7 separate regions of the Mus musculus genome follow, and all the other regions are linked to region 2. The links are chromatin loops, found by intact Hi-C in ENCODE. Cell type or tissue: heart. All regions are shown on one strand. Links, peaks and the distances in the headings refer to the core of each region. The heading gives the core; the rest is flanking DNA.

The links. Peaks named below come from ENCODE experiments on the same cell type or tissue, not always from the same donor. Only the 100,000 strongest peaks of a DNase experiment are listed, where the experiment ranks them.
Region 1: a loop joins it to region 2, with 7 times the contacts of the local background. A loop is called at or near these places in 40 of 42 quality-filtered maps.
Region 3: it touches region 2 in a loop (5-fold over the local background); 19 of 42 quality-filtered maps call a loop at or near these places.
Region 4: it touches region 2 in a loop (2.8-fold over the local background); 17 of 42 quality-filtered maps call a loop at or near these places.
Region 5: it touches region 2 in a loop (2.9-fold over the local background); 11 of 42 quality-filtered maps call a loop at or near these places.
Region 6: a loop joins it to region 2, with 6 times the contacts of the local background. A loop is called at or near these places in 17 of 42 quality-filtered maps.
Region 7: a loop joins it to region 2, with 3 times the contacts of the local background. A loop is called at or near these places in 35 of 42 quality-filtered maps.

What each region holds. Positions count from the first base shown.
Region 1 is chr16:8,674,909-8,679,373 of GRCm38, forward strand. No RefSeq gene overlaps it. Among named protein-coding and RNA genes, the nearest start is that of Gm5767, 3.6 kb to the right of the region's middle. In heart, for the core only: a CTCF peak has its summit at 2,121 (motif pointing left); a DNase peak (open chromatin) is centred at 2,050.
Region 2 is chr16:8,491,914-8,496,378 of GRCm38, forward strand. No RefSeq gene overlaps it. Among named protein-coding and RNA genes, the nearest start is that of Gm23706, 13 kb to the left of the region's middle. In heart, for the core only: a CTCF peak has its summit at 2,538 (motif pointing right); a DNase peak (open chromatin) is centred at 2,541; H3K27ac peaks cover 570 bases.
Region 3 is chr16:8,867,874-8,872,338 of GRCm38, forward strand. No RefSeq gene overlaps it. Among named protein-coding and RNA genes, the nearest start is that of Gm30310, 12 kb to the right of the region's middle. In heart, for the core only: a CTCF peak has its summit at 2,046 (motif pointing left); a DNase peak (open chromatin) is centred at 2,058.
Region 4 is chr16:8,635,075-8,639,539 of GRCm38, forward strand. It overlaps Tmem186 (transmembrane protein 186), which reads right to left and starts at 2,637. Exons shown (of 2, transcript NM_025708.5): 1 at 2,412-2,637; 2 at 1-1,318. The coding sequence starts at 2,414. The coding sequence ends at 671. It overlaps Pmm2 (phosphomannomutase 2), which reads left to right and starts at 2,633. Exons shown (of 9, transcript NM_016881.3): 1 at 2,633-2,754. The coding sequence starts at 2,701. In heart, for the core only: a CTCF peak has its summit at 2,755; a DNase peak (open chromatin) is centred at 2,617; H3K4me3 peaks cover 2,987 bases; H3K27ac peaks cover 2,913 bases.
Region 5 is chr16:8,766,882-8,771,346 of GRCm38, forward strand. No RefSeq gene overlaps it. Among named protein-coding and RNA genes, the nearest start is that of Gm25805, 2.8 kb to the left of the region's middle. In heart, for the core only: CTCF peaks have their summits at 2,388 (motif pointing left) and 2,593 (motif pointing left); a DNase peak (open chromatin) is centred at 2,390; H3K27ac peaks cover 778 bases.
Region 6 is chr16:8,641,641-8,646,105 of GRCm38, forward strand. Pmm2 (phosphomannomutase 2) reads left to right here. Exons shown (of 9, transcript NM_016881.3): 2 at 1,098-1,209; 3 at 3,729-3,805. Among named protein-coding and RNA genes, the nearest start is that of Tmem186, 6.2 kb to the left of the region's middle. In heart, for the core only: a CTCF peak has its summit at 2,388 (motif pointing right); no DNase peak of the experiment used is centred there.
Region 7 is chr16:8,409,639-8,414,103 of GRCm38, forward strand. Tmem114 (transmembrane protein 114) reads right to left here. Exons shown (of 4, transcript NM_029070.2): 3 at 2,463-2,600; 4 at 1-123. Among named protein-coding and RNA genes, the nearest start is that of Gm24579, 9.1 kb to the left of the region's middle. In heart, for the core only: a CTCF peak has its summit at 2,778 (motif pointing right); no DNase peak of the experiment used is centred there; H3K27me3 peaks cover 1,961 bases.

The DNA.
Region 1 (4,465 bases), core at 299-4,298, 180 kb after region 2:
CCACACTAGATTCAAACTCACTATATAGCTGAAGATGAGCTGGAATTTCTGATTTTCCTGACCTGAAACTCAAAACAATCCTCCTGCCCCAGCATCCTGAGTTCTGAGATTGCAAGCATGTACCACCATGCCTAGCATTCCTCAAATTCTCATGTGTGTGTAGGGGGGTGCGGGGGGCAGAGAGAGGGAGATTGGTGGTGGGTGCTTGTACCACGCATGCTCTGGAGGGTAGAGAACAACTCCCACCTTTACGTGGGCTCCAGGTCACCAGGCTTACATGGAAGCCTCCGCCCACTCTGAGCCTCTATTTGAGACGGGGTCTCATATAGCCCAGGCTGGCCTTGATCAGTTCAGTAGCTGATGATGACCTCAAAGTTGTGATTCTCTTGATCCAGCCTCCCATATATCAGGATCACAGGCATATGGCACCATGCCTGAGTCTCTCTGATTATTTTATTTTATTTTATTTTTTTAAAGATTTATTTATTATATGTAAGTACATTGTAGCTGTCTTCAGACACTCCAGAAGAGGGAGTCAGCTCTCGTTACGGATGGTTGTGAGCCACCATGTGGTTGCTGGGATTTGAACTCTGGACCTTCAGAAGAGCAGTCGGGTGCTCTTACCCACTGAGCCATCTCACCAGCCCTCTCTGATTATTTTAAAGGTACCGCATCTCTTGAAGAGTTTGGTGACCAGGGTGAGAAGGGTCCAGTCCAGCTGAGTGAAGGCAGGAACATGGAGCAGGGGACGGGTGGCAGGTGGGGAATCTGGTCTCCTGAGGCTCTTCATATGCAAGAGGAACAGTGTGGTCAGCGCCTGCATTGGGAGGGTGTCTGCACTGTGGACACGCCCGTGTGTAGGCAGACGCTGGCACACACCCAGTCTGGTTCCCCACAGATGATGATGGCGGTTTGCTTTTTATTACATTTTTATTTTGTGTGTTAGGTGAGTGAGCATATGTGGCCAGGGATTGAATTCAAGTTATTGGGCTTGGCCGCAAGCACCTTTACCTGCTAAACCATCTGGCCAACCCCTACTGCTTTTTCAACCACATTTGATACACTTCTCAGTGTGGTCCTAGGATGAACCGTGGCTACCAGGGTCTGAGTCTTATTATGACCAGGATGCTACACTCTCCTTGTGCACACAGTGGTGATTTAGTGCACCTCTCCCATCAGTCCACATATCAGGAGTTGAACTTGGGTTCCTAGGATTCACCAAAGCGTGACTTCCTTGAGCCATTGAGGACAAAGCCCCCCACCCCCAACACACACACACACACACACACACACACGCAGGACATGAATCACCTTTTCTCTGTTGGAGCCACTTCCTCCCAGGTGGTCACCTACCTGTGCTTAGCCCTTTGCAAGGCAACATGTCATCTAAGAACAGAGTCCTAGTCCAAACACATATCCCTCTCTGTACTCCAGTACAGTGGCATCTTAAGGCTTTTTTGGTTTGTTTTTCAAGCTCCCCATATGTAGCCCTGGCAGGTCTGGAACTTGCTGATAACTACCAGGCTGACAAACTCATGGAGATGGAGATCGCTTGCCTCTGCCTCCTGAGTGCTGGGATTAAAGACATGCATGTACCACGATGCCCCATCTCATTTTAGAGCCTTTCCACCCTGTCCCCTCTGCTGGAACTCTGTCCTCCAGATCTCCCCAGGTACCTCCCCTCTAGTTATTATAGCTCAGTGTTCTTTCCTCTGAAGAGACCCAGTGCTTGCTCTGGACTATACATATTTTCCCCATGCTGAGCCATCTCATTGGTGCTCCCCAGGGGAGTCCTCCCTGACCTTCTGTAGCCCCTCCTATACCCAGCCCACACAGTGTGCCCTGTGCGATGGTTATAGCACTTTCCGGAGTCCTTCTTTCTCATTCCCCAGCGCGCACTGGGTCCTCCTGGGAGAAAGAATGAGCAGGCTGAAAGATGGGGTTAAGCAGCCTTAGCAGGCTGAGATCTAGCTCGTGACTTTGGGCTGGCTTCTTGACCCCTCTTATGAATCCTTACCTCTCCCAGCCTTGTCTGAGGGTTACTGGGTGAGAGTGGGACTTACCATCAAGGCAAATGAAGTCCTAGGCCGATTTATGGCATGCTGGTCTCCCCCTGGTGGTTGAGGGTTAGAATTGTCAGGGCACACCCTCCCTTCATTCATAATTCCATAGTTCATTCATACTTCCCAGTTCATACCCATCTCATGAAACCCAAGCCTGTGTCAGAGGGAATGAGATCCTCAAAATCCTTGCACTGGATCTAGCTCAGTCTGTAAGTGCTTGTGTAGCATTCACGAAGCCCTGGGTTAAATCCCCAGCACTACACACAGCCAGGTGCTAGCCTGCCTGTAATCTCTGTCTGAGGCCAGCCTGAGACCTGTGTGACCCCGTGTCAAGAACAGGATCCTTAGAGCAGGCAGCCCCTATTTCTATCCCAAGAAGCGACATTCCAGTGGACATAAGAACCCTAGGCCTCAGACCATGGCATCCAGAGGACTCCAGGCAGGGTAAAAAACTGTAATTCAGCACTCGGAGGCTGAGACAGAAAGATCAGCACAAATCAAGGGGAGCCTGGGCCCCACAAGACTCTGTCTAAAACAAAACAAATGAATGAAAACGGTGATCTAAAACTGGCATCCGGATAGCAGTGGTGGCGAACGCCTTTAATCCCAGCACTCAGGAGGCAGAGGCAGGCAGACATCTGAGTTCAAGGCCTGGTCTACAGAGGGAGTTCCAGGACACCCATGGCTACACAGAGAAACCCTGTCTTAAAAAAAAACAAAACAAAACAAAACAAACAAAACAAAAAGCGAGCTGGCGAAATGGCTCAGCAGGTAAGAGCACTGACTGCTCTACTGAAGGTCCTGAGTTCAAATGCCAGCAACCACATGGTGGCTCACAACCACCATAATGAGATCTGACGCCCTCTTCTGGTGCTACTGAAGTCAGCTACAGTGTACTTACATATAATAATAAGTAAATCTTTGGGCCAGAGGGAACAGGGCCGACTGGAGGGAACAGGGTTGATCAGGGTTGATTAGAGCAAGCAGAGGTCCTAAAAATTTCAATTCCCAACAACTACATAAAGGCTCACAACCATCTGTACAGCTACAGTGTACTCATATACATAAAATAAAATAAATTAATATTTTTAAAAAAACCAAAAGCAAAGCAAAACAAAACCAACACAGATGACATCCTACTAGTTTTATTTACTGGGAAATTATCTTGATTACCTTGACTGGGGTGGAAAGTCCAGCCCACAGTGGGTGGCGACCGTGCCCTGTGTGCCCTGGCAGGATCCCAAGCTGTGAGCTGCAGACACAAAGGGCTGAGCGTCACAGTGGGTGTCAGTTTTCCTTGCTGTAGACTTAAGCTGTCCAGCCCTTTCAAGCCACCCTGACTTCTCTGCCGTGGTGGACTGTCCCTTGAACTTGAAGCTGAAGCAAACCCTGCCCTTCAAGTTTCTCGTGTTAGGGTATTTATCACAGCAAGAAACATGAAACTGAGAACACTGGATGTGCACAAGACCCTGGGTTCCAGCCTCGCAACCACATAGAAACAGTTGTGGTGGTGTAGACCCATAATCCCAGCACTTAGGAATCAGAGGCAGGGGGACAAGAGCTCATCACTTTCAGCTGTGTAACAAGTTTGAGCCTGTCTAGCAACACCATGAACTTCAAATGCCCATTCACTTTGTACGTTAACCTTAAACCTAATTTACAATATTCAGATGTGCAGAGATACTGAAATGATTGTGCAGTGAGCAGTTCACTGCTCTTCCACCTTAATCCCACCCTCATCAGCACGGTCACACAGCTGTTTCCAGGGGCCTGAGATGGATTACTTTCATGACTGCCACCACCCAAGTTTTTGGATGCTTAAGTTCCTTATAGCAAAAGACGGCCGGGCATTGGCCAACTGCCCATGCTAGAGATGTGGCTCAGTGGGTAGAGCGCTTATCTTGAATGCACAAAGCCCTGGGCAGATCCCCAGCACTGAGAATACTGGGTGTGGTGCCACTCTTAGAGAAGCCCACTGGGAGAAGGGCTTCTGCACTTAGAATCTAGGGCAGGAAGACTGTGAGTGCCTGGCCAGCCTAGGTTACAGAGCAAGTTCCAGCCCTATCTCACAAATATATAAAACCCCCACCAAGGTTGCAATTATACCCATCCTTCAGATGCATGGTAAGGAACAGAGTTAAGGAGAGGTAAGCTCTCCCTGGGTTCCTGGAGCTAAACCAGCAGGGGAGGCTGACTGGACTCCGAGAAGGCACACACAGGTTTGTGAGTATGTAGGTGTAGACCATGTGACTAGATTTTATTATTTTTTTAGACAGTGTCTCCTATAGCATAAGCTGGCCTTGAACCCACTATGTAGTTGAAGATGACCTTGAACTCCTGACCCTCCCACCTCCACCTCTCTGATGCTGGTTTATAGGTACATGTCACCACATTTAGCTTAT
Region 2 (4,465 bases), core at 191-4,190:
AATTCATCTTGGCTGTAATCCGCAGCGCTATCAGAGCTTCCTGTCCCAGTTCAGACTCTGTTTTACAGCCTCCAGAGAGCCTCTGCCAGAAGCGATGAGATTTCAGAATCTTCAGACCATTGAGATACATGCTAGGTAATTAACCCAGGTCATTGGACTCAATTCTTCTCTTGACACAGTCTAACATTTACTGAGAAATTTATGGCCCAAGGAGATGATGAGTCTGCTCACCCATAGCCTGAACAGAAAAGGTTGTTCAAATCAACAAAGCATGGTGCTGCCCCCTCCCCCCAGCTTCTCAGATGAGAATCAGCAGGGGTCCCGATGCTACCATTTCTAACCTGGTTCCTAGACAGGGCCTCACTCGGCAATTAACTCTGCCCATGAAGTGGTCCGTGACGCTGGTCCAGAGCACGTGGGCAACACCAAGGCTGCAGTGTGTCATTGCTGGTGCAGAAAGCCTTGAGTTTAGCCTCCAGCACTGCATGAAACTGAGCACCTGCCTTTAATCCCAGCACTGGGAAAGGGGGAGGGGAGACAATCAACTCTGACTACAGAGTAAGCCTGAGGCTAGCCCCAGCTACATGAGAACCTGTCTCGACAACAATGAAGGCTCGGTACTGTATAAGCGTGAGGACCTGAGTTTGGTCCCCAGGCATGGTGGCACTCGCTTGTGAGTTTGGTCCCCAGGCATGGTGGCACTCGCTTGTGAGTTTGGTCCCCAGGCATGGTGGCACTCGCTTGTGAGTTTGGTCCCCAGGCATGGTGGCACTCGCTTGTGAGTTTGGTCCCCAGGCATGGTGGCACTCGCTTGTGAGTTTGGTCCCCAGGCATGGTGGCACTCGCTTGTAAGCCCAAGTCTGAGGAAGCAGAGGCACAAGGATCTTTGGGGCTCTTGGGCCAGACACCCTAGCCTGCTTGTTGAGTTTCAGGCCAATGAGAGACCGTTTCAAAAAAACAAGGTTGGAAAGATGGTTCAGAGGCCCAAGATCACTGACGGCTCTTACAGGGGACCTGGGTTGCATTCCCAACATTTCACAACCTTCCATAACTCAAGCACTTGTAGTATAAAAATTAAATATTAAATATTAAAATAAACAAGCTATGGACCAGTGAGATGACTTAACAGGTAAAGATGCCTGAGTTTGCTGAGTTTAATCCCCAAGGAACCACAAGGTAGAAGGAGAGACCCAACTCCTGGAGGATGTCCTCTTGACTTCCACATATATGCCATGCATGGCACATTTGTGCCCACATACATAAATAGATACATGGGGAGGGAGGATGGGGGAGAGAGAATAAACTGGTAAAATTTAAAGAAGAAAACCATGCTAGGTGCTGTCCTGTGGAACAAACTCAAGGTTGACCTCTGGCCTCAATATGAACACATATCCCCAAAAACGTGTGTGTGTATCATGATGTGCACATCTGTACCTACCATCCCAGCATCTGAGAGATGAAAACAGGAAGACTAGAAGACCAAGGCCAGCCTCTGCCACAGAGCAAGTTCAAGGTCAGCCTACAATAGACCCTATCTTAGTGATAATACCAACTCAGGAACTCAGGTCCTAGTCCTAGATCTACTGCATACCACCCAGGTGGCCTCTGGCAGTGCCCAGGCCTCTTAGCATCAAATTCCTTTGTATAAAAGTAAGACTCCTTTCTCCATGGCACCATGAGGGTCTTTCTTCATTGGGTGATTTAAGGTTCACCTTGGGGCTATTGACATGTTGTTTTGCTACACTGTTAGGATGTTGGGAATTAGGTGGTACTAAGTGCTTTCTGTTGACGTATTTTCAACTTAACAGCAGGTCTGAGGAGACTTCACAGTTAACTGAAGAGCAGCTACCCATGCATCATGTCAGGGAGCGCAAAGAGGTGAGGTGCAAGGTGACCTTAGACCAAGACCTTGACAAGAATGTTTTTATACATTGTTGATTAGAATGTGTGAGTTTTACAACACCATAAAAACTAAAGCCACAAGCTGTTTTTCTGCACTGGGTGATAGTTCCCATGGAAACTCTGTAGGACATTTGCTGGGTTTATGTCTCATACTGCTTGTGCCTCAGCATTTTGCCCCAACCCCTTTACCTATAAAAATCCCTGAGTTCTCATGTTCTTTGGTGAACGTTTTGCTGTCTCGTCCTTCATGGATAAGGGAGACTTTGAGGTGTGTTATCTCTCATTTTTAAAGACAAAGCCTCGTGTAGCTTAAGCTGGCCTCAAACTCATTAGATAGCTGAAGATGACCTTAAAGTTATAATCCCTCTGCCTCCACCTCCCGAGTGCCAGGATCATACCCACCAGCACATCTAGTTTGTGTGGTGCTAGGGATGGAAGTGAGGGCTTCTTGGGTTCTAAGCGGGCCTTCAAGCAACAGAACTGTAGTCCTAGCCCTCATCTTTGTTCTTGATCCCACCTCTGAGATCACCAGGGAAAGACTCCTAGAGATGAGATTCCTCCTCTGAGGTCCAAGGCTGGAGAACATCCAGTATCCTCGCCTGTATCCCCGCCTGTAACACCTCTCACCACAAGGTGGCATCCTAACTTCATGAATCACCAGTGGGGTGCCTGTGTAAGGCATCTGGAGGTTTTGACCTTGACAACCACTCCAAAGTGAGTCCCCAAGGACTCTTGAGATTCCTTCAGGGACATGATCACACCATACAGTTGTTGGACAATAGCTCTATGTATCTTAGCACTCAAATCACACCCTCAAGACTTAAGCATTTACCGACTGTTGGTCTCAATTATCTGAGTATTATAACTCTTTACCTATTTTATTTCTGGCAGTATTGGGAATGGCACCCAGGGCTTTATACAGACTAAACAACACACTACCTCTAAGCTACATCCCCAGATTCTATATCCATTTAAGATACTCATAAGCCAAGGCCCATAGGCTTTCATGGGCTAACCAAGGTCATGGGGCTCAGAAATAGCAAGTACGCAGTTTAAACCTTAGTCTATCATCTTGAAAGCAAAAGTCCAGTGTTTTCTTCATTCTGGCTGCAGGGAAGGAAGCAGGAAGTCAGGGGCCAAGTGGAGATCTGGCTATTCCAGTCCTAGGATGAGTAGAAGGGCTAGTCCTGCCAAGAATAAGGTGTGGTCCCAGCCTTTTTCTTACTTTTTTGGAATTCAGGAAACAACTAAGTTTGAAAGGTGGGAGCCTTTGTGTGGTGGTTCCCACTCTGGTGGATCATCCGCCACACAGTCCATGGTCCACAAGGGCAGTGGAAGCAGAGACAACAGGGGGAAGAGGATTTGGAAGTTCTGTGAGTGTGTACAGGAATGACCACACCGGGGCCAGCTATCAGGAGCCAGATCAACTTTACTTAGGATGATTCAAAGCTTATAAAGTTTTGGGGGACTGAAGGTAGGAACATCCAGGATAGGCAAAAGTCATTGGGTGGGCCTTTGAGTACCAAAATGCCTCATTAGCATGGGGAAGCATTTTGGGAATCTCAAGTGCTGGCTGGGCAGGTTCTTATCAGGAGAACAGAAATTGATCCTGTGATCTAATTGAGGCTATGTAACATTCCTCAGGTAGAGGTGTATGTGGGGGCTTAGAATTTCCCAGACATGGTCAGAGAAGGAGAAGGCCCACTAATGAAGGGAGTCCCCTGTTATGCTCCGAGACCCAAAAGGCCATCCGATCAATGGTAGACTTCAACCTTAATTAGCAGAGTTTCCCCACACCTCTGGTTAGAGCTGCAGTGTCTCAAACCAAGTCCCACAAGCAGATGGTAGAATCTCCAGCTTCAGAGGTAACCTGGAAAAGGCTCTGCAGTTGGTGGCCTGATGCTAGGGCAAAAGACAGAGCAAGCGCTCTCCCATGTCCTTTTCCTCTGGGGTTTCCTGAGAAGTGAAGCTCGGTAACTAGAGCCTAGCTCCTGGCATCCAAACTCAAGCCCACCCTGCCTTCTCTCAGTGCCCTGGCCTTGTCAAGGTTGCATTTGGTAATGCGACCACAGTATCTAGCATGTGAGCTGCAGCAGAAGGACTTAAGACATGGTAGCTTACACCACCACCACCACCATCCTTATCACCACCACGACCATCACTACTGTTGAAAGACTCCGAGAGGAGCCCCTCGCTCAGGCCTCAGGACAATAGCAGACACCCAAGAACTCACGATAGACCGAGCTTGTTGCAAACCACATGAGGCTTTATTCGGGGAAAGCCAGAGCTCTGGGGACAACTTATATCCCACACAGGGGTAGAGGAGTCGACCTCGAGGGGAAAGAGGTCCCAGTTTTTATAGGCCCTCAGTGGGGAAAGGAGAAGGGGGAGAGTAGGGGATTTCCAGATCGAAACAATGTCTATTCTCGAGAAATGGGTATGGGAGGGGTACAAGGAGAGTCTAATGAAGGTGCAGCAATGGGCACACACCTGGTCAGAACATTGGCAGACACACAGGTTCAAGGAGTGGCCAGAGCATTGTGCACCTCTATTTTTCTAAATC
Region 3 (4,465 bases), core at 197-4,196, 380 kb after region 2:
GCGTAAGGCAGGCCAATACATGTGAATCTTTAGCAAAGAATAGCGAGGCAGAGCAAACCAAACAAAAGCCCAGTGCTCATCTCCCACTGTCTGTGGCGTTTATACTCCCTCATCACAGGTCCTTTCATGTGTTGCTATATCCAAACATCCTTTTACCTGTGGCTGCTTCAGGAAAACAGTCTTTCATGTGTTTGCTTTAGCAGGATGCCCCAGCAAAACATTTGACATAACTTCCCAAAGAACTAGAAGTTTCCATGTCAATACTGAGAGGACCTGGAAGCTTGAGGCAGTCTGGATATATGCAAGAGAGAAAAAAAAAGTCCCTATTTCAAACAAGTTAGAAGGTGAGGGCTGACATCAGAGCTGCTCTCTGATCCCTACCCTCCACTCATGAATGGGCACACTCATACACATCAAGATAGAAGCCTCATGTAGAATGTTAAAACAACATTATGCAGATCAGAAGTATGAAACGTGCATGACTCAATGTTCAGATTCCGTCTCTGGAGATAAACTGCAGGATTTGAATCCTGACTCCAGCATTTAATGAGTTGTGTGACCTTGAACCAACCTAGTTAACTTCCTGCCTCAGCTTTCTTGACTGTAAGTTGTAATTATGGTTTCTATTTTAAGTTATATTTAGGCTTACATAAATTTAACAACCTCAGGACTCAGAATAGTACTCACAGGGCTGGGAATATTGCTCATTTGGTAGCAGTATGGAACATTGCATAGAACCTGCCGCAGTGTCAAATACATGTGATCCCTACCTAGGAAGTAGAGGAGTTCAAGGTTGGTGTGTGTTGCTTTCTGTGTGTAAGTGTGCTTATGTCTGTGTACTGTGTGTGCCTGATGTTTGGCGAGGAGAGGAAAGAGCATCAGATCCCTGGAACTGGAGCTACAGACGGTTGTGAGCTGCCATGTGGGTGCTGGGAATTGAACTTGGGTCCTCTGAAAGAACATCTGGTACTCTTAACTGCTGAGCCACCTCTCCAGCCCCAGTATGTACATATTTATAAACACAGAGGAAATAGACAATATTTTTCTAAAACATGGCATGAATGTAAAGTTCCATTCATAATATGAGCTCAGGGAAATGGAGTTATGACAAGGACCAGTTTGGGGCTACAGAAATGGTCTAGTGAGCAAACCATGGGCCTCAGAACTCATGTGAAAGCCCAATGGGTACGGCAGCACCACCCTCCCCCCAACTCCTGTGCACACGTGTGCACACATGCACACACAATGAAAGAATGAGAAATCTACTTTCCTGGTCCACAGACACTGATTCTTGTCCATCAGTGAAAAAGTGGTGTTGCACAGTGAAGCCAGGGTGTGAATGGGGTTTAGAACTAGAAATATAAGCAGACAACTTCTGTTTCTGCTCTATCTTGTTGGGAACTAGAAATTTAAAAGCAGAGCCCCTGGAAATGAGAGGTGTGACAGGTTGCTGTGAATTCGAGGCCAGAGAAGCTCCCTGTATCGTGAGACTGTTTTCAATCGAGCAGTCAACAAATATGCCTGGTGGTGTGGTTCATGCCAGCCTGAGGGTGGCTCTTGCTTCCCTAGTGGTACCCTGTCTCAACAAACCCAAACGAAAACAAGTGGACCTTAGCCTTTGATCCTGTCATCTAATTTCTGCCCTGACATTCCAAAGAAATAATGATGGAAGCTGGTCTTTATGCAGTGGTATCAGGTGTGTATCACCTGATGTAGAAGTGGAAAGAAAGAGCCCAAATACGTTCAACAAAGGTCTAATTAAACACATCAGTTCATTTATGCTATGGAAGAACATCCCATGAGGCATGGAAGTGTTCCAAGTAGTGACAGTGAGCAGGGTTTCAATAAATGCTCCATAGTATCTTACTGATGATTCAAACCCTCTTCCTCTCTTCATGGGGCTCATTAGTAGGTGCTGACTGGTTCCCTGATAGTGCCTTTGGGTCTCTGAACAGCCCCAGGTTCTTTTGTGTCCGCCCACCCCCTTTTCTGGGTTCCCTGTTTATCAGATTGCTCCTGTTTCTGGCTGGACACTGCCATCTAGAGGCCACTGGGCCTCAGAGCCTCTGATCCTTGTACTTCACCAGATCACTGGTCTCCAGCCTCAGGGGATCCCTGCTGTTACAGGCATGACCTCTTGGAGGATCACCTGTTTCCTAGAAGCCTCTGAGTAGGTTAGCACTAGAAAGACCCTTTGTGGTACAGTGTCTGAAGATTTTAGGGCAGGGTGTTGCTTCGACCTCTGTAGAGTTTATGGGTTAGTGAAGGCAGAGGTTGGTGGAACAAAGTCTTGTAGGGGGCTTGGGTCTGCAGAGGGGTACAACCGACGTAGGACTGAATTGAAGTTTGGAGCCTTTTATAGCTGCCCTTGAGAAGTGGAGGCAGGAAGATCAGGAAATCCAGGCAATCCTTGGCTATGTATAGAATTTGAGGCTAGCCCGGTCTCCTTGAGACTGCCTAAAAAAATTAGTGAGCGAAGTTACTTAAATCTAGGGTTAACTTAGAGAATCCTAAGCTAATTCACCTTGATGGTTTACCTTGTGTATTAGTCAGGGTTCTCTAGAGTCCCAGAACTTATGGATAGTCTCAATATAGTAAAGGACTTTATTGGTGACTTACAACTTGCAGTCCAATTCGCAACAATGGTTCAGCAGCAGCTGTGAATGGAAGGATCTAGCAGTTGCTCGGTCCCACACAGCAAGCAGGCGAAAGAGCAGGAGCAAGACTCCCTTCTTCCAATGTCAGTATATGGTCTCCAGTAGAAGGTGTAGGCCAGATTAAAGGTGTGTGCTACCACACCTTTAATCCCAGATGACCTTGAACTCGGAGATCTCCCTGTCTTCTGGAATCCATAGCCACTACGCCTCAAGATCTCCATACCAAGATCCAGATCAGAAACTTCTATCTCCCAGCCTCCAGATGAGGGTCACTGGTGAGCCTTCCAATTCTGGATTGTAGTTCATTCCAAATATAGTTGACAACCAGGAACAGCCACTACACCTTGACTGTCAACTTGATGTATCTCAGAATCACCATATAAGCAGATTTCTGGATATGCATGTGAGGGGTTACCTAGATTAGGTAAATTGAGGTGGGAAGAACCACCCTAAATATGAGTGGTGCCATTCCATCAGTTCTAGTCCCAGATCAACTAAAAAGGAGAATGTGAGCTGAGCACCCGCATCATCTCTCTGTGTCCTGACTGTGGACATGTGACCAGATGCACCACCTCCTGCTGCCATGACTTCCTCTCGATGACAAAACTGTAAACCAAAATAAGCCCTCTCTCCCCTTCCTTCTTTGTGTTATCTTGTCAGGTGTTTTATCACAATAAAGTGTAACAAATAGGAGCGGACTAAGTGTGACACTCCCTGTAGACACTTTTTACGCCCACAGTGCATTAGTACGGCAGCCACCATAAGGTGCAGCCATTCTTCTTTTTTTTGGGGGGGGGGAATCCCTCTTCTTTTCTTATTCCATCCTCCACACCCCACACAGTACTCTGCATGAGAGGAACCGGCTGGTACTGATGAATGCAGGGAATGCTAGGGTCTGCCTGGGCAGGGACTGTGGGAGACAGTACTTAAGAGCGTCCAGAGCAGGTAGCCTTCCATCCCAAGTGCTTCTCTGATCTCCAGGATCAGGCCTGATCACCACTTGTGTCTCCTCCTCTATCCACCTGGTGCACTCTTGTCCTTGTTATACCGGGCAGAGTGTAGAAGAGAGACTTATCCCCATGGCCTGGTGCAGATGTGGCTGTGGTTGTGATAGGGGCACTTTCACAGTCTCTGTTATAGAGACACTCTTGTATTCCATATTACGAAAAGGGATCCGCATCTGCGCACACAAGTTATCAACAGCTTAGAGACCTTCCTCTGTCCATAGCTGGGTTGTTCTGAGTTAACCACTCCCAGCCCAGATACCCCTGGGGGAGTATAAAGATGGTACCAGCCAGAAGCAACTAGACTCAGTGTTTCCAGAAATGCCTGAGCCTAAAAACCCACAGAAAGAGGGAAGACTCTCGGGGCAACAACGGAAGCAACACAGGTCATGAGGATAGGCTCAGCAATGTGTCTGACCCCTAATCACAGAGGTAGGGCAGAGCTCTGCAGTGATTGCCTTTGTCTCCTTTCTGCCCCTGTCACCTGCCAGCTGGAGATAAGATGGAAGACTGATCTTTTAGGATGTTAACCTACTGTCTTCTCAGATTGCTGGCTCTTTGGATGACAGTTAAAGATCACTCACGCTCACTGGCTTCTATAATGGTAGGCTGAACTACTCCAATTACCTCTGGGTTCCTGTGTCTGGGTGTCTGCAGAGGGCAGCAGTGCTACAGCCATGGCCATGGTGAGTCAGGGAGGGAGACTCAAATGCTCTGAGCTGGCCTCATGTCACTCCCCAAGAGATACACAGGGTGGGGCGGGGCGGGGGCGTGGTGGTGGGGTGGAGTGGGGAGGCACCTTTC
Region 4 (4,465 bases), core at 336-4,335, 140 kb after region 2:
GCACCCTAGAAGCCTTGCTCTATGTTGTAAGCTCTGGGCTGTGTACCTTATACAGCACTCAGTATTCACTGGTTTTGCCTGTTCTGTGGTGCTGGGGATGGAACTTAGGACCTTATACATGCTAGGCAAGAGCTCTGTCACAAAGTCCTAGCCATACCCGTTCCCATGAGAAGGGTTTTCCATCTCACAATGCAATTCAAGGTTCAGAAACTTGTCAAGGAGCTAAGGCTCAGCAGAACCCAAGTCCCCAGACCCCACATCCTGTGCTCCTCTGCCAACCCTCCTGCCTCCCAGCTTTACAGCAGCGGTCTGCCTTAGTGACCTTGGCATAGCACTCCTCCAACAACTGCCTCTTCACAGAAACTTCTCGCCACTATATGATGGGATGTCCTATGTTCCACTAAGGGCTTTTTCCTAAAGCTTCCTTTTTGGGCCAAAACAACCTTGAACTTTTTCTCCACCTGCCTGTGTCACCAGTTCTGAGTACAGGCAGGCATAGCCATGCCTTGTTCTATGCAGTGCTAGGGTCTGAACCCAGGGCTTCACATCCTGCACACTAAACAAGCATTCTACAAAGTGAGCACCAGCCCAGTCCCTGGTATTAGCTTTGTCTCATCCATGTCCTAGGCCTTCTGTCTAAAATCCAAGTGTAACGAGGGCTATGAGAGGCCTACTTGCTGTTCTTCAGTGTGGCCAGAGTTCCGAACACTTGTGCGAACCGTTCCCTGTCCAGGATTCGGCCATAGCGTAAGGTGAGGTAGAAGGTCTGCTTGCCACTGTACTGCTGGATGCGTACAAACACATCCTGAACCCGTTCCTGGGATTCTGACAGGGGTATCATGTCTGACACGGCACAGTACGTGTCCTGCCGCCAGCCCCAGAAGGTCAGGTGGGCCACTCGGAGCAGGGTGCCCGACTCGTTCACATACAGGATGCCCACCAGTCTCCGGAAGAAGTGGCTCATCCAACAGAGCATGGCCAGGGCAAAGCTGGCGACCCCACCCAGAAGGCACAGTGAACTGAGGGTCATGAGGCCTTGTGAGTAGCAATAGAAGCCCGGGGGCAGGGCCACCACAGTCACAGCTGTCTGGGCCAACTTCAGCCGCGAGAGGAACCCAATTGCTCGGATGGCTCGGAACCGGTAGATTGTATGGAATGTTTCGGTCTCGGTGCCTGGTGACTTCTCCCGTGAGTGGGGAGACCTGCTCCCCACCCACCTTTTGGAATCCCCCTGCCCAGAGCAGCACCATAGTCCCTGTAGAGGCCTCCTCCATGCAGTGGGCCCCTGCAACCTTGGCACGACTCGAAGGAGGAAAGCCTGGAAGAGAGAGGTTCATTTCAGAAGTCACCCATGCTAATCACACAATGAACAAGACAAAGCATCTCCCAGAAGGGCTTCAACCGCTCCTGGAAAGTCACCATGACTTCCAGAGGAAAGTGATAAAGCCAGACACTTAATTTTTTTTTTTTTTTGGTGGAATTCTATTCTAAATAGGTACCTTCTCCCATTTTTACAACTAAACAAACAAAACCCTAGTCGCAGTTAGTGAGATAGCCCATCTAGTACAGGTGCTTGGTACCAAACCGGGTAACTTGAATTTGATCCCTCAGGCCAACACGGTGAAGGAAGAGAAATTACTCACGCAGTACGTCCTGGAGCCCCGTATGCCAAAGCACAAGCATATGCACACAAACTAAACACACAAGATTAAAACAAAACAACAAAAACATTTTTAAGAACCTAAGCCCTCCCCCACCCCACCTCACAGCCCCAAGTACAGGGAAACACGGGCAGTCTGGAGCTCGGACGGGCCCTTCCTCCTAGGCAGGTCTAAATGAACATAGAAAACCTGTCGTTTCAGCTATTCACTAGAGACCGGGCAACAGCGGACTTGAAGGACCGCCCTTCCTTAAGGGGTAAATCAATCGGTGTCAGAACCCCACACAACAAAGCCGTGGGGTACTTATCACAGGACCTCTGCAGTTCTCCGAGTGCCTTGCGCGGCCAGAGAACCTCTTTGTATCATTAACCTGTCTGGGAAGGAAGCAGAGACGTGAGGCACGGAGGCCCTCAACACACTGCCTGTGGTTCTCTGGAGTGAGCAGATTCTGGGCTTTGGAGTCAAGAGGACACTAGCTGTGCATCCTTCTTCACCCTTCCAAAGAAAACCTCAGAATACGCTGAGGGAGACACGGCTCTTAAGCTCTGAACCGGGTGTGTACGTACGAAGTGGCAGCGACGCAGACCGTCCACGTGACCCAAGGGCCCGGGACAAAGCAGGAAAACAGCCCAAGCTAATAGACTCTGGCCTTCCACTGGCCGGTTTCCCGAATGGTCAGCCCAGGCGTCCTGCCTGCCAGTCCTAGACCCGACCGGGGACGGGGAGCGCGTTCCCTCCTGACATTCCTACCATGAGCCCGCCGCCTGCTACAGGACGCACGCTGTACTTGTCACCGGAAAGTTGAAGGGCGCATGCGCGGGCGGTTAAAAACCCGCATGCGCTAATTCAAAAAAAAAAAAAAAAATTACTATGGCTTGGGAACTGTAGTTCAAATTTTGTAACCGCCACCGGTGTTCTGTGAACCATTAGGGAATCTTCCCATGGTGCCTTGGAACTCCAGGGCTCGGAGCGGACCCGGAAGTTCCGGGTAGAGTTCCGGGTAGAGTTCCTGGTGCGGTCGAGGTTTCTGACTGGAGAAATGGCCACTCTCTGTCTCTTCGACATGGATGGGACCCTGACTGCCCCGCGGCAGGTAGGCGGCGCCCGGGAGGCTCGCGGTGGTGGAGCAGAGCCCTTGCTGCCCTAGACCGCGGTAACGACTGTCCGGGAACCAGGAGACGCGAGTCCTGAGCGGGGTCCTGAGTGGGGTGCGCAGGGAGGGGGCCCCCAAAAAACCTTCCGAGTAGGAAACGTGTTCAGAGTCTGAAAGTTCGGGCCTGAGTTTCTTCTCGGGCCCTCGGGGCTGGTGACCTGGCTTGAACTCCAGCCTCGGCCCTCTGACCTGCTGTTTCGCCTCCCCAGCCCTGTCACCTTTGGCTGTCTCTTCTAATATACCAAAGGCAGGTTCTCAGTCGTCTGACCTTCAGCAAATCTTTCTCGGAGCCCTTGAAGCCACTTTAACTGGGGCATTGCCTGTTGCTTGGGATGTTTTGGTGAGGATCACTGAAATTCATGACAGTTCCTCGCCAGATCAGGCCTCAAAAGTGAGCCCCTGCAGCAATGGGGACCCAGGTAGTAATAGGCTGTTTGCTGAAAGGATCAAGGATCCAATGGGACTTTGTTCCGCTAACAGATTTTGCTGTTAGGGCCAAAGATAAGTTTGTGTGGTTTCGTTGTGGTGATGACATTCTTTCTGCCTCCTATACACAAATTCGTGGTTGAGCAGAAATCACTCAAACTTGACACTGGGCTTAAATAGCTTGGGTGTCTCTGCCCCACTCCTTTTAGATTTCGTGGACTGTTCCAGAAGCCCATGTTAAGTGTGTGTAACCTTAGATATGTGAGTCTTATCTTTTTAATTTTTTTATTCCTTTGCAATTACATGTGTACAGTGTATCTGATCATATTCACCCCCAACCTTCCTGTGCTCCCTCTGGGGAACACCTACTCACACATCCCTCTTCCATTTTCATGTCCTTTTTAAAATTCTTATTTTAATACCTCACTAAGTCCAGTTAGTGCTACACACTAACACACCCCAAGTGATGGGCAACATATCACCCATGCTGGAATGTTAACTGACTTGATCTTGTGCAGGGAACCACAGTTGCTGAATTCATGCAGGCAACAGCCATATAATGTCCAGAAGACAGCATTTCATTCGCCACGCTCCTCCCCGTCCTCTGGCTCTTACATTCTTTCTGTCCCCTGAGCCTGGACAGGGTTGATAAAGGGCACTTATTCTTAGCACTTTGTCCAGGTATGCGTCTGCATTGACCACTGCCACTACAAAGAGAAACTTTTCTTACCAGGCTTGAGAGTGGCATTAATCTATGGATATAAACATAAATATTTAGAAGGCAATTTGACAAGATTTCCATTTAACAAAAAGAACACTAGTAGGTTTCCCCATAGTGCCTGTGAGCTCCTGAGTCATAGCTTTTGACCAAGTACTTTACCAGGCTGTGGAATAGATCTTTGTGTTTTGTTTTTTTCGAGACAGGGTTTCTCTGTATAGTCCTGGCTGTCCTGGAACTCACTCTGTAGACCAGGCTGGCCTCGAACTCAGAAATCCGCCTGTCTCTGCCTCCCGAGTGCTGGGATTAAAGGCGTGTGCCACCACTGCCCTGCTGGTTTTTTGTTTTTTCAAGGCAGGGATTCTTGGTGTAGCTTTGCCTGTCCTTGAATTATCTCTGTAGACCATGCTGGCCTCGAACTCATGGAGATCCCCCTGCCTCTGCCTCTGCCTTCTGAGTGCTGAGAATAAAGGCATTTACTGTCCAGCTGCTACCATTCTACCATAA
Region 5 (4,465 bases), core at 254-4,253, 280 kb after region 2:
AAAATAAAATCGCCAGGCAGTGGTGGCTCATGCCTTTAATCCCAGCACTCGGGAGGCAGAGGCAGGAGGATTTCTGAGTTCAAGGCCAGCCTGGTCTACAAAGTGAGTTCCAGGACAGCCAGGGCTATACAGAGAAACCCTGTCTCGAAAAACAAAAAGCAAAAAAACCAAAAAACGTAATCCCATGGTTTAGAATTGGGGCTGAGAGCCCTGGGGCGGGGGTTACACGTGGTCGTGAGCTTCCTGGAGTGGCTCCTGGGAACTGAACTTAGGTCCTTCCTTAAGAGGAACAGCAAGTGCTGTTAACTGCTGCACCATTTCTCCAGCCCCTTCCTTCTTGCTTCTCTGGGTCAGGTTTTGATTTGACAGGATCTTGCTTAGTTGACTAGGCTGGCCTGAAACTACTGTGAAACCCAGGCCGGCCTCCAGGCAACCTCCTGACCCAGCCTCCAGAGTACCAGGATAGCTGCTAACATTCATTCTTTCATAGTTACTGTTATCCCTTATTAACAAGAGGAGAAACCAAGGCACAGAAGATGTAAGTGACCAGTTTCAGGTCACTCAGCCAATGAGGCTATAGTTGTAAATGCCGCTATTCTATATGCAAACTGGAGCTCAGTGAATATCTATTACTTTGCATAGTCAGCCATCTCCTGTTGGCATCTGAGACTCCTCAGGGTGTGGTAGCACACACCCCACCCGTAACACAGTAGGAGAGGCAGGAGGATCCAGAGTTCCAAGCCTGGGCTACGGAACTGCGCCTTACGTCCAAAAACAATGCAAACAGACATTTGACTCTAGGCCTTGGACCTTGGAGCATAGCAAGGAAGAAGAGGAGGAAGAAGAGAGGAAGAGGAGGAAGGAGAAGCCGCTGTCATTGTTTTTCTACGTCGTTCATTTTTTGGTTTCCTTTTTCTGGTTTGCTTTTCCACTGCACTGCCACCCACTTCCTTATGCTAAGACTTTAAAATGAATTACATTCTGGGCACACTCACCTCCCTTCATCCCGCTGCTGCCTGAAGCTCAGGAAACCCAGCTGGAAGCAAACAGGCTTATCTTTAATATTTTAAACTTATATTTTATTTACTTATTTATACAACTGTGGAGTCTGAGGGCAATTTGTGGGAGCCAGCTCTCTCCCTGCACCGTGGGCCCTGGGGACTGGACACATGCTGTCATGCATGAGGGCAGGGGTCTTTGCTGTGGAGCCCACTTGCCAGCCCATCACAGACTCGTCTTCCATTTGTTTCTTCACATATTTGTTCCTTTGCGTCAGGCAGGGTCTCTTGTAGCCTAGGCTGGCCTCACACTCACTGTGTTCCTTAGGGTGACATTGAATTTCTGGTCCTTCTGCCTCTGCCTCCTATATCTGCAGACCAAAGATTATAGGCAGGGACCACACAACTGCCTACTGATTGTGTGCGTGGGCTCAAGCACACGTTGTAGTGTGCAAATGGACCAGTTCAGAGGGCAGTCTGAGGGAGTAGAGCTAAGGGCAACAGGGCAGGAGGAGCTGTCTTTTTTCTGCTGCCAAGTCCCCCCCCACCCCTTATGAGGCAGGGTCTCATTGGATCCAGTTGACCTTGAGCTCCACCTTCCAGGTACTGGGATTACAGGTATGTACCCCAATGTACAGTTCCTGTGGTGTTGAGGAGAGAGCCCAGGGTTTCCTGTGTGCTATGCAAGTGCCCTACCCATTGAGCTGCATGCCCATGTCCAAGATGAAATATGTTGAAGCCTGGGAGCGGAGTGACTAGAGTGCAGGTAGATGGAGCTGGATCCTAGCCCAGGTCTGTAGTCCCTTGGTATTTACGGGGCAACCTCTAAACAGGCTCCCCACAGGCTTCTCTGGGAGGCCCTGTCTGTTCCAGCTACAGCCAGGCTGCCACTGAGCCTCATCCAGTTGCTGAGCACTCACAGCACGCCTGTTCCTCTTCCTCCTTTCAGCCTGTGGCTCACTGGACAAGCAGGATTGTTTACAGTAAATGGAAACCCAACTTGTTCAGGAAGCTCGGCCTGATACATTACAATGTTATTCTAGCCTGTAATGTACCTACCTGTGGGCTTTCAGATACAGCCAGGCTGTCTGGAAAAGGACCCTGAGGTTTCAAGCTGCCTTTTGGGGTCAAGGCTAGGGACTGCAGAACCCTGGGTGCTTTTCTGGTCCCCCTGAACTTCCACGTGTGCATGCACCCAGACAACTGCCTGTCTTAAAGGTCATGAAGCGCTGGGACGTAGGGAAAATTACCTGCAGACCTGGTTTCCCTAGGGTTCAATAAGGCAGGGCCTTCTCTGCTCTATTTCTGAAAGCTCAGTACTCTGTCTGGCACCTGCCCCCGGGGTTGGCCCGAAGCTCAGCCTCAGCTCACAGTCCCTGTGCCCTCTAGTGGTCACTTGGAGGAAGGACTAGCTCAGGGAGATGAGGTATGATGGTCTCTTACACTTGGACATTACCGGGTAAAAATAGAAAGCTGAGGGCTAGCGAGATGGCTCAGTGGTTAAGAGTGCCGACTGCTCTTCCGAAGGTCCCGAGTTCAAATCCCAGCAACCACATGGTGGCTCACAACCATCCGTAATGAAATCTGATGCCCTCTTCTGGAGTATCTGAGGACAGCTACAGTGTACTTACATATAATAAATAAATCTTGGAGAAAAAAAAAAAATAGAAAGCTGAGGAATGGGGAAAGCTCCGGTCAGGCACCTCATTCCAAAGAATGATGCACATTTAGTCTCAGCTACCTGAGAAACTGAAGCAAGGGGATCACCGCTGTACACTCCCTCCCCACACAATTAAAAAAAGAAAGGGGAGCCAGGTGTAGTGGCTCATGCCTTTAGTCTTAGTGCTCTGGAGGATCTCTGTGAGTTCTACGGTGAGTTCAAGGATAGTCAGAGCTACATACTGAGACCCTGTCTGGGGAGCAGGGTAGGGAAGAGTAAAAGAAAAACGGGGTTCTGAAGAGATGGGTTAAGAGCATTTGCTACAGTTCAGTTCTGGCTCAGAGCCCTCTACAACTCCAGTTCCAAGGGATCCAACATGCTCTGGTCTTCAAAGTGAGTTCCAAGACAGCCAGGGCTATACAGAGAAACCCTGTCTCGAAAAACCAAAAACAAACAAACAAAAACCGAAAAAGCACGTGTACAGGCAAACAGGCAGTCACAGAGAAGAAAGTAAACCCATCTTTCTTAGGCATTTATGTGTTCATTTTTACATAAGTATGTGTCTACATGAGTTTATGTACAGCACATGTGTGAAAGTCCCAAAGAAGACTCTAATTCTAATTCTTTAGAATTGGGGATGCAAGCCACCTGCTGTGGGTGCTGGAAACCAAATCCAGGTCCTCTGGGAAAGAAGCAGGCGTTCCTACTGAGCCATCTCTCTAGTCTCAAATAACAGAGAGAAGAGAGAGAGAGAGAGAGAGAGAGAGAGAGAGAGAGGGGAGGGGAGGGGAGGGGAGGGGGAGGCCACGATAGGCAGTCTATTTTGGTTGAATGAGGCTTGCTCCGGCAACCCAGTAGAAAACTCTACAAGAGACGGAAAAGCGAGCCACGTTCCCAGAGTCAGGTGCCTGACACCACAGAGTCCCCAACTCCATGATTCTGTGTCTATAAGTCAGGCAAAGTCCCAAGCTCCTGGCATTCTGGCTAGACTCCACCCCCAGTTACCTGGCAACAGCAAGATAGCCTAGCCCACTATAAAAGGAGCTGCTTGGCCCCTCCTCACTCTTTAAGCTCTCACCATCCTTACTCTCATCTCTAGCCCTCCTCTCTCTCCCTCCCCCCCACCCCCCTCCACGCGGCCATGGACAGCCTCCCTCTTTCTACCTTCTTTCTCCCTACCTTCCTACAACAAAGCTCGGAGACTGTCTCTGCTCATCAAGGCCCACTATGCTTCAACAATGGGATAGGCTTTCCCATAACCAGCCGCATCTAACCTCCCGTTAGAAGGCCTTCCTGCGCTCCAGCCACTGACCAGACCAAGGTCTCTTACCCACGTGGGAACCACCCAGCGCCTCCCTCTCCCCCGGCCCTCTCCTTCCTTCAGCACCAGGTCCGATGGCTGAGAACCTGGTGCCTAGGACTACCCCTTGTCCACCACCCGCCGAGCTGGGGCCAGTGGCTTCACACCCAGACACCCACGCGGGGCTGTGGGGAAAGCGCGGGGAAAGACAGTCCTTCCGAGTCCGCCCGCCCAGAGCATCAGAACTCTGATGGGACAGGGGTTTTCTCCCACTCCCTCTCCCCCCCACCCCGCACTCCCTGCCCCACAATTGTGTTCATTGGGGGCATGCTGCACCTGCTTGAAGGTAGGATGCCTTTGTTGACTCCAGCCACATCCCTTTATAACATCTTTGCGTCTCTGCTGTGAGCTGGAAAGTGACGACAGTCCAGCAGAGGGGGCTCCTGGGAAATGTATCAGAAGCCAAAGCCAGGATCCTTTTTGGTCTGGCGAGAACTAAGCTCACAG
Region 6 (4,465 bases), core at 274-4,273, 150 kb after region 2:
CCATATCTCTGTTCCTTATCAAAAGCAGTGAGGGTAGGAATGTGGAGGCAGGAACTGATACAGAAGCCCTAGACGGTTGCTGCTTACTAGCGTGCTCCACGCTTTGCCTGCTTTCTTATAGAACCTACAACCACCAACCCAGGGACGGCCCCACCCACAAAGAACTGGGCCCTCTCCCGTCAATCACTAATTAAGAAAATGCTCTACAGGCTGGCCCACAGCCCGATCTTATGCATGCATTTTCTCAGTTGAGATTTCTTCCTCTCAGATGACTGGCTGTGGTTTGTGCCTAGTTGACATAAATCTAGCCAGCACAGACCCCTAGTTGTTTGTTTGTCTGTTAAAAGACATTTTTAGGAAATCCAAGTAGCCTTGAATTCCTGATCTTCCTGCTCCCATTTCCCAAACACTGGTATTGCAGGCTTGTGACACCTTTAAAAAACAAACGATTATGGGGCTGGAGAGATGGTGCTGTGGTTAAAAGCACTGGCTGCTCTTCCAGAGGACCCAGCATCCACAAAGTAGCTACAACCATATGTAACTCTGGTTCCAGATGATCTGGTGCCCACTTCTGCCCTCAGGCAACTGCATGCATGTGGTATACAGACATATATTCAAAGAAAACCAACAAAAAAGAATAAGCTAAATCTATGTATAAAAAGGTCACCACAACACAGAATAAAAAAAGCAAGTCATAACCCAGGACAGAATAGCTCCATAACCATACATTATCTGCTCCTGTGGGGACAGAGGGATAACAGACTGACAGGTACCTGGAACAAAGGAGCGTGGTACTGCTACCCCCAAGATGGGGGTGTTCTTTAGCCAGGAGTTCAAGGTTAGCCCAGGCAGTATAACACAACCCAAACTCAAAAGAAAACGAACACACAAGAAAGTGGGGAAAGGGGAAAAAAAAACAAAAAAGGTTAATAGCCCCAAATAATAACTAAATATTTAAATTTTTCTACAGGCCTAGTAATACCGCTGGGCTTGTGTGAGGCAAATTAGCTTGCTGATTCAGGGTAGGCTGGATTAGTTTGCAGTTTTCATTTGATTATGTGACTCAAAATCTTCCTGTTTTCCTTCCTGATATGTAGAAAATTACAGAAGAAATGGATGGCTTTCTACAAAAATTGAGGCAGAAGACCAAAATTGGAGTGGTAGGTGGGTCAGATTTTGAGAAACTGCAAGAGCAACTGGGAAATGATGGTAAGTGCTGACTGTACTCCGGCCCACGACTAATGCTGAGGATACTGAGACCTGCCACCATCACCCATGGAGCACACTTTCTGCCTTCTCTGGGAAAACATTTTCTTTGCCCTTATTTGGCCTTTGCTTTAGTCATATAAAAGTAAGTTCTGTGATCTCTGACAGACCCTTCCCTCAGGTGTACAGATAGACTCTCCCTGCCGTGTGTGCATGCCTGTGTCTGTGCTTGCGGAACCTTGTCACTTCTCTGTCACTTCAGCCCAGGCCCCACCTCCTGGCTGTCACCCCCCCCACACACACACTCAGATAAGGAGATACCTCTGGTCTCAGTACATTGTCCCTGTTGCTCTGACCCGGTGTATTCCAGGGTTCCCTAGTCATGAGAGGCACTAGATTCCCCTAGCACCAGTCTTCACACACAGGACTGGCAAGCTAGAGAACCTTTGAGATAGGGTGTAATTCTGTAGCCCAGGCTGGGCTCAAACTCATCTCCTGTCTCCACTTCCCGGGTGCTGGAGTGACAGGCATTAGCTGGAGAGTCTTCTGGCCTCTTTCTTGGAGATGGTGAAACAGTGGGTCTCTAGGACCTGGATATCATGTTTTCGCAAGTGTCCCCTCCCAAAATTCTGGTGCCTGACCTGCTGGTAGAGAGAGCACTGTCTTAAAGACTAAACTTAAGTCTATGTTGCAGACTGTTATTTATCTCTGTTTTCCCAGGGTCTCTGGGGTAGCTAGTCTGTGAGAAGCAGTGAGCAGAGAGATTGACAAACAGAGTTCTTCACTACCTGTTGTAGTGTGGAATGTCTGTGAACCAGGCACCTGGGCAGCTGAGACAAGGGAGTCTGGAGTTTTGAGATCAGACGGGAATACAGAGTGAAACCCTGTCTTCAGAAAGCTAAAAAGCCAAGGCTGGAGAGATGGCTTAGCAGTTAACAGCACTTGCTGCTCCTATGGAGGACCCACATGGCAGCTCACAACTATCTGTAATTCCAGTCCCATAAGGTGCACACACATACATGCAGATAAACCACTCATACACATAGAATACATTTTTTTTTTCCTTTAAAAACTGACATGAGGTTAAAACAGACAGAAACCTCACTGTTGTCCCAGAGTCAGGTTAGTACTAAGGACATATTAGACAGGATAGTTCACTGTAGCAGGCTTCAGGCCATCTCTTGCCTCTCCACTAGGTGCCAGTAGAGTGCACACACACACATACTCAGCCAGTGTAACAGCCCAGGCTGTCTCCAGACATTGCCAGGTGTGTCCTGGGGATCACATTGCCATGGTTGGGACTCAGCATGTCTTATCTGAAAGTGCAAGTCTGTGGGTCAGATCACTGGAAGTCGTCTCTGCATCTGCAGGACACATGCCACTTCATCTTCCTCGGAGGTACTCACTTTAGAAACACTCACAGCAACATTAAGAGGCATATTCAGCCCAAGAAATCCTGTCACAGAGGTGTTTGCCATCCCTGGCTCCAGTGCTGTAGTTAAGAACATGCTCTGAGAGGTTTTCTGTCACTGTAGCAGAACTGTGCTTCAGGGAGGATAACAAGAGTTAACATTCACCTGGAAGCCAGTTGAGAGCTCACCTGGCATCATCCATCAGGGCTAGTGGACACGCCTGTAACCTTAGCACTCTGGGGACTTGCTGTGGGCCTGAGGACGCGCTAGACTGTGTAATGAGATCCAGGCCAGCATGGGCTTCATGAGGGCCTGTCTCAAAAACAAACAAGCAGGCACCGGAGCACGTGCCTTTAGTCCAGCACTGGGGAAGCAGTAGCAGGCAGATCTTTTGTGGGTTATATGCTAGTCTTCCAGTCGAAATGAGTGTAAGAATCATCTTTTAAAACAGTATTTAAATTTTTATTTTTTTATAAAAAAAATATTTTGGGGTCTGGGAGATTGCTCAGTGGGTAAAAGCAATTAACAGCACAAGTTCAGTACTCAGAACCCGCACAGGAGAGAACTGACCCCGCCTCCATGAACACCATGATGTGTACATGTGTTCACAAAATAATATGTGGATGTATTTGGGTTTTGTTTGTTTCTCTGTGTACCCCAGGCTGACCTCGAACTCAGAGATTCAACTGCTTTTGCCTCTTGAGTGCTGGGATTAAAGGCACGCCCCACCATGGCCTAGCCAAAAATAATAAATATTTAAAAAACAAAAACAAAAAACAAATGGAGCCTAGCAGTTCTGCTCTGGCAAGCCTGAGAGCAGAGTGTGGTTGTGTCCTTTCCACTTTGTTCCTGGTGCTAATTCATGGCAGTTGGAAGCAGGCATGGGCCAGCATCTTACCTTACAGGCTGGAGGCAGGGTCCACCCGCAGCTCATTTGTCATCCCTCAGGCTTACAGCCAAAGCTGCTGTGGCAGTCCCCAGCCTCTGGACGAGAAGGGCTGCCAAGGTCTTAGGTGCTTAGCCAGGTCCTTGGTGGTGGGTGTTGAGGAAGGAAGAGAAAGGCAGGTTTCTATTCAACGCACCCTCAGCTTTATCTTGTTTTGGTTGTAGTGGTTGAGAAATACGATTATGTGTTTCCAGAGAATGGCTTGGTAGCGTACAAAGATGGGAAGCTATTGTGTAAGCAGGTAAGTTTTTACAAATGCAGCCCATTCTGGATGACTGCTACTGCGCCATAAGTAAGCCAGCCCTCCTGGGACAGCCAGGCATCTTAGGTACCTGGGCTAGAAAGTGAGTTCAAGACCAACCTGGGCAGCTTAATGAGAGTCCCGTTTATAAAGAATAAAGTAAACAGACCAGAGAAGAGCACACTGTGTGAGATAAGGATGGATTGCCTCTGGGCAGGAGGGAGGGAATCTTCACAGTGTGTTCTTTGTTAAATTTGAATTTTGCCTGTGCAGCTGTGGCTTGTTCCAGATAGTGACTGCATCTTTATAATGGCCTTTTAAAGCTGCTGGAGTCCAGCGTGCCTATTACAATAGCCAAAGCTAGAGCAGGCCACTCACCCAGGCAGGGGCTGTGAAAGAGAAGCTGTACTTAGCACTAAGAGCCGCCGCACTGAGCTCTCTGGCCCTTCCGAGGAGCTGTGAAAGAGGCCCAGGTTCCGAGGAGCTGTGAAAGAGGTCCAGGTTCCTGAGTGCTGAAGCTGAGACGGCCTCTGACGGAGGCACAGTGTTTTACCTAATGTTTCTCACCAGCAGAAAAGAGAACGAGGGGAAAGGACATCCGGGTGTGTCATTGTCCCTGCTAGGTCAGCCGGTGCCTTCTGCAGTGTTAGCAGGATAGCT
Region 7 (4,465 bases), core at 305-4,304, 82 kb before region 2:
ACCAGCCAAAGCGTATATCCACCTGATCCAGCAGGGCCCTCTCCTCCAGGAGGCATACTGCCTCTCGGAAGGCAACTGCTGAGTACGCAATGTAGATGCTGATTCCAGTGAGGGTCACCATGGCTGCAGGGAAAGACAGGGACAGTCATTCAGGACCTCTTGGTCTGCTCCTCCTCCTCCTCCACCCAGTTCCCTCCTGAACCCCCACCCCTTCTCTCCTCCACCCCCTCAGCTTCCTTCCTCACTCTTCTTTCAACTCCTCTTCCTCTCACCTCCTCCGTCCTTCCTGCCTCCATCCTTCTCCATTGTGCCTGAGAAGTCCTGGAAAGAAGCTATGTCTGCCAAGGCGGGTTGATTAAGACTTCGATGATGTAGATTTGTCCGTCCCCGCCAAAGGGCTTATCGGGCTGTCAGCAAGCCAGCCCTAGAGCAGCCTTCTCCGCATCTTACTTAAACTCACCTATCCAAATGTACCCACCGATGGACCACTTATGGCTTTCTTTATTCGTTGCCATAAAACGTTCCATGAATTTCTACTTCATTGGAACATGATATTTGTGGAGACGGAAGACCTGAATCTCTGTTCCCAGACCATGGTCACTAATAGTCAGCTCCAGGAAAAAAGAAAAAGAAAAAAAAAAAAACTTCTATTCTTTTAACATAAGAGCTGGATTTTCTTCACATACACCTCTTTCTCTTCTCTTTCTCCTCCCTCATCTCCCTCCCCCTACCTTCCTCTCCCTCCTCTGTCTCTCTCCTCTTCCCCTCTCCCTCATTATGCAGGTCTGTCCTCCCAGCCAAACTGCTGCCAACATCAGGAGTTCTGCTGGCCTGGAGGGGGCAGAGAGGGTCTTAGCACCCTCACCTGAGGATCTAGCCACCACCATTAGAAGCATTTCTACCCTAATTTTTTGTGGGCTTGTGGGAAGGGTTGGAGGAGATCCGGAGGGGAGAAAAGGGGTAGGCTTCATCTACACAGCCACAGGGAGTCATCACACATGCTGGGTGGGTGCAGACCTCCTGGGGTGGCTGCTTTAAGGTCATCTATGCTCTGCCTCACCCACTGCTCTGCCTGTAAGCCTCATAAACTCACAGGTTCCCCTGGTGAACTTCCGTTGAATCAGTGAATCATTGGGACCCAAGAAGGGGGAAAGATGTGGTTTACAACTTTTCTAGGGAGAAGTTTTAGCAACACCCTCCTGTTTCCTCCCCCTTCCTTCCTCTCATTCTATACACAATACACACACACACACACATACACACACACACAATCATGCCTGGATTGTTCCATGGTTTGGGGGGATCTTAACCTGGGTTCTCTTGCTTACATACCAAATGTTCTTACATGCTGAGCCATTTCCCAGGCCTCTGTCTTTCTTTCCCTTGTAATTCAGGGAGCCAGAGGGCACCCATCTGGGCTGTGGGTCCCACTTTCCCAAGGCCTGTAGCCAGTCATGTAAACAGAACTGCCTCGGCCGGTGTCTGCTGACCTGGCTTTGGTTTGGACGTGGTTGATTAAGTTTGTTTGGTTAGGTTTGGTTTAAGGATGGGTTTGGGTTTTTGGAGGGTGTGGTTTGGATTTGGGTTTGAGAGGTATGGCTTGACTTGGTATTGTTTTCTGTTTGTAAAAGTTACACTGTACGGTATTATCTGGACTTCAGCTTGAGATCAACACTCAGCCTGATGGGTGTGTACTGCCATGCCCTGAAGTGTGTCACTTTCTCGCAGTAAACCTTGCACATTTTCAGAGTATGATGCACATGGCGGTAAAGTGTGTGCATGGAGTAGCTTAAGACACTGTTAAATACATGGGTCAACTCACACAACTTCTTTTTATAGTGAAACACATAAAATCTACCCTCTTGGCCACATTCAAGTGCAAGGCGTATGGATACACGGTCTATGGGTACTGACTGTAATCACAAGAATGGACAATAGATCCCTGAACTTATGCCTGCTAAATGAAGCTGAGTGCCACACAGCTGGCGTGTCCCCAGACCCATCCGCTGCTTCTACTTGTGGCTCTGTTCTGTCTCACCATGAGCTCTGCTTACTGAGAACCCAGTGAAGCCATGCATGTGCACTGTGTCCTTCTGTGCCTGGTCAGTCTGATTTCCCACATCAGAAGGGAGCAAAGACAGCGGGTGTCAGCCCACAGCTCTAAACCGGAAGCCAAGGCCATCCTTGGGAGACCAAGACAGAGAGGTGGCAGACGACACAGCTTTGCAGCGAGATGCTGGGGATGACTCCTAAGGCTGTGCCCTACCCCGTCCTTCTTCCTTCCTGGAACCAGAGATCTGGGGAGCTTAAGGCTGAAAACCACTGCCTTTCCCAGCTACTGTACTGTCACAATGGGGGGAAGCCCTTAGAGAAGCTGAGACCTGCCCCTAAAGAGGTTTACAGCACGGCGTTCACCATCAGTACAACTGTAGAGCCTAGGCCCCGGGCAGGTGTACACCTACCTCCAAAGAGAAAGAGGATCCCGGTGAGCAGCAGAAGGAGGTGAGCTCGGAGGAGGAAGCTCAAGAACCCGGTCATCCCCCCAAACACCATCACGATCAGACTGAGTGGCAATAAGATCACGAATGTCCCGTGCATAGCTAAGGAGAAGAGGGTAACAGGCACAGGGGGTTACTAATATCTAGCATCCAATCATTTACATATGTTTACCACGTACCCACAAAAGTAGGTCTACACAACTACTTCTAGTGGTAGTTAAGAACCGTGGAGACTCCTGAATGCATGGTCTGAACTGTGAGCATCTTTGCACTTACTCTCTGCAACCCCTAGAGGGCAGTGTTGTATTATTTACTTATTCTCTCAGTGCCGATTCAAGAGCCGGCTATTCTAATGAGTATGCAAAGGACCAAGTAAGTCTAAGAGATAAACACCACCAAGTCTGGGGGAAAATCTAGTTCCCTTCTAGCTGAGGACAGTGACAAGTGGTGAGCAGAGGCGGTGGAGAAAGAACAGCTTATAAAATCCCTACACCTGGGGCTGGAGAGATGGCTCAGTGGTTTAGAGTACGAGCTGCTCTTGCAGGGACCTGGGTTTCATTCCCAGGTGTGAGAAATTAACTAATTTTTTAAAACATACAAGGTCAGGTGTGGTGGCACACTCCTTTAATCCCACCACTCGGGAGGTAGAGGCATGCCGATCTCTGTGAGTTCAAGACCAGCCTGGTCTACAAAATGAGTTCCAGGACAGCCAGGGCTGTTAAACAGAAAAACTGTGTCTTGAAAAACAAAAACAAAACCCTATACTCATGTTCTGCCTCTGCCTGGTCCTGTCCCAAATTACAGACACATCATAAATTCAAGGCACATGACTCATTTTATCCTGGGAGGGGGGGCATGGATCTAATCTCATCCCACACCCCAAACCCTTGGTGATCTTAACAATAAAACATTAATGCAATACAGGGGTTAGTGAGATGGCTCCATTGGCAAAACCACTGGCCATGTTTGCCTGAAGACAGGAGGAGAAAGCTAAGGCTACAAAGCTGTCCTCAGGTCTCTCTGTGGGCTGTGCTACACCTGTTCACACACCACACACGATAATGAACAAGATTTTAAACCTGTCATACAGGCAGTCTCTGACTGTGATCTGGGGGTCTATCTGTAAAAATAGTAGAATGGGTGGAAATTGCCCTTTCAATTTTGACCTTTTCTGCGGGTGCTAGAGATTTGAACTTGGATTCTCACCCTTGAGCCACAAGCTCTTTACTCTCTAGACCATCTCCTCGGCCCTTCCCCCCAGGGCATATTAAATTCAGCAGATGACTAGATGCTGTCTGCTAGGAGCCCAGCTCCACAGTCCAGAGACAAAGATGAATAGCTCACGGACAGTACACCCTGTGGATGAGCTGATAGACTGCACACAGGGATTAGCATCAAGACCACGGTGCTACACAATCCTCAAAAGCCATTAAACAAATCAACAGCCTCAACCACCAGGCGCACTGGCACTCGTGTGTCCCTCAGTGTCTCAGGATCGGCCGAGCACCGGCTGCTCACATTCCCATCCCCAGGGCTCCAGTGTCTGTTCTAACATAACAAGCTGGGGGTAGCTTTGCAACCTCAGTTTTCTCATCTGTCAAATGGAGAGCCAACAAATAGCCCATCCTCTGAGCCTGTGAGTTGGGGACTCGGTACATGAAAGGAAAACACCAATCATGGTGGGGCTGGAGAGATAGGTCTGTCCATTAAGCACCTGTTGTACAAACATCGGGACCTGAGTTTGAAAGCTTAAAGAAAGTGGGGTGCAACAGCAGCATCTGTAACTCCAGTACTGGCAATGTGGAAAAGTGCATCGTCTTTTGTTTGTTTTGATTCTCAAGACAGGGTTTCTCTGTGTAGCCCGGGCTGTCCTGGAACTCACTCTGCAGACCAGGCTGGCCTCGAACTCAGACATTTCACTGCCTCTGCCTCCTGAACACTGAGATTAAAGGCTCAGTATGAAAGCT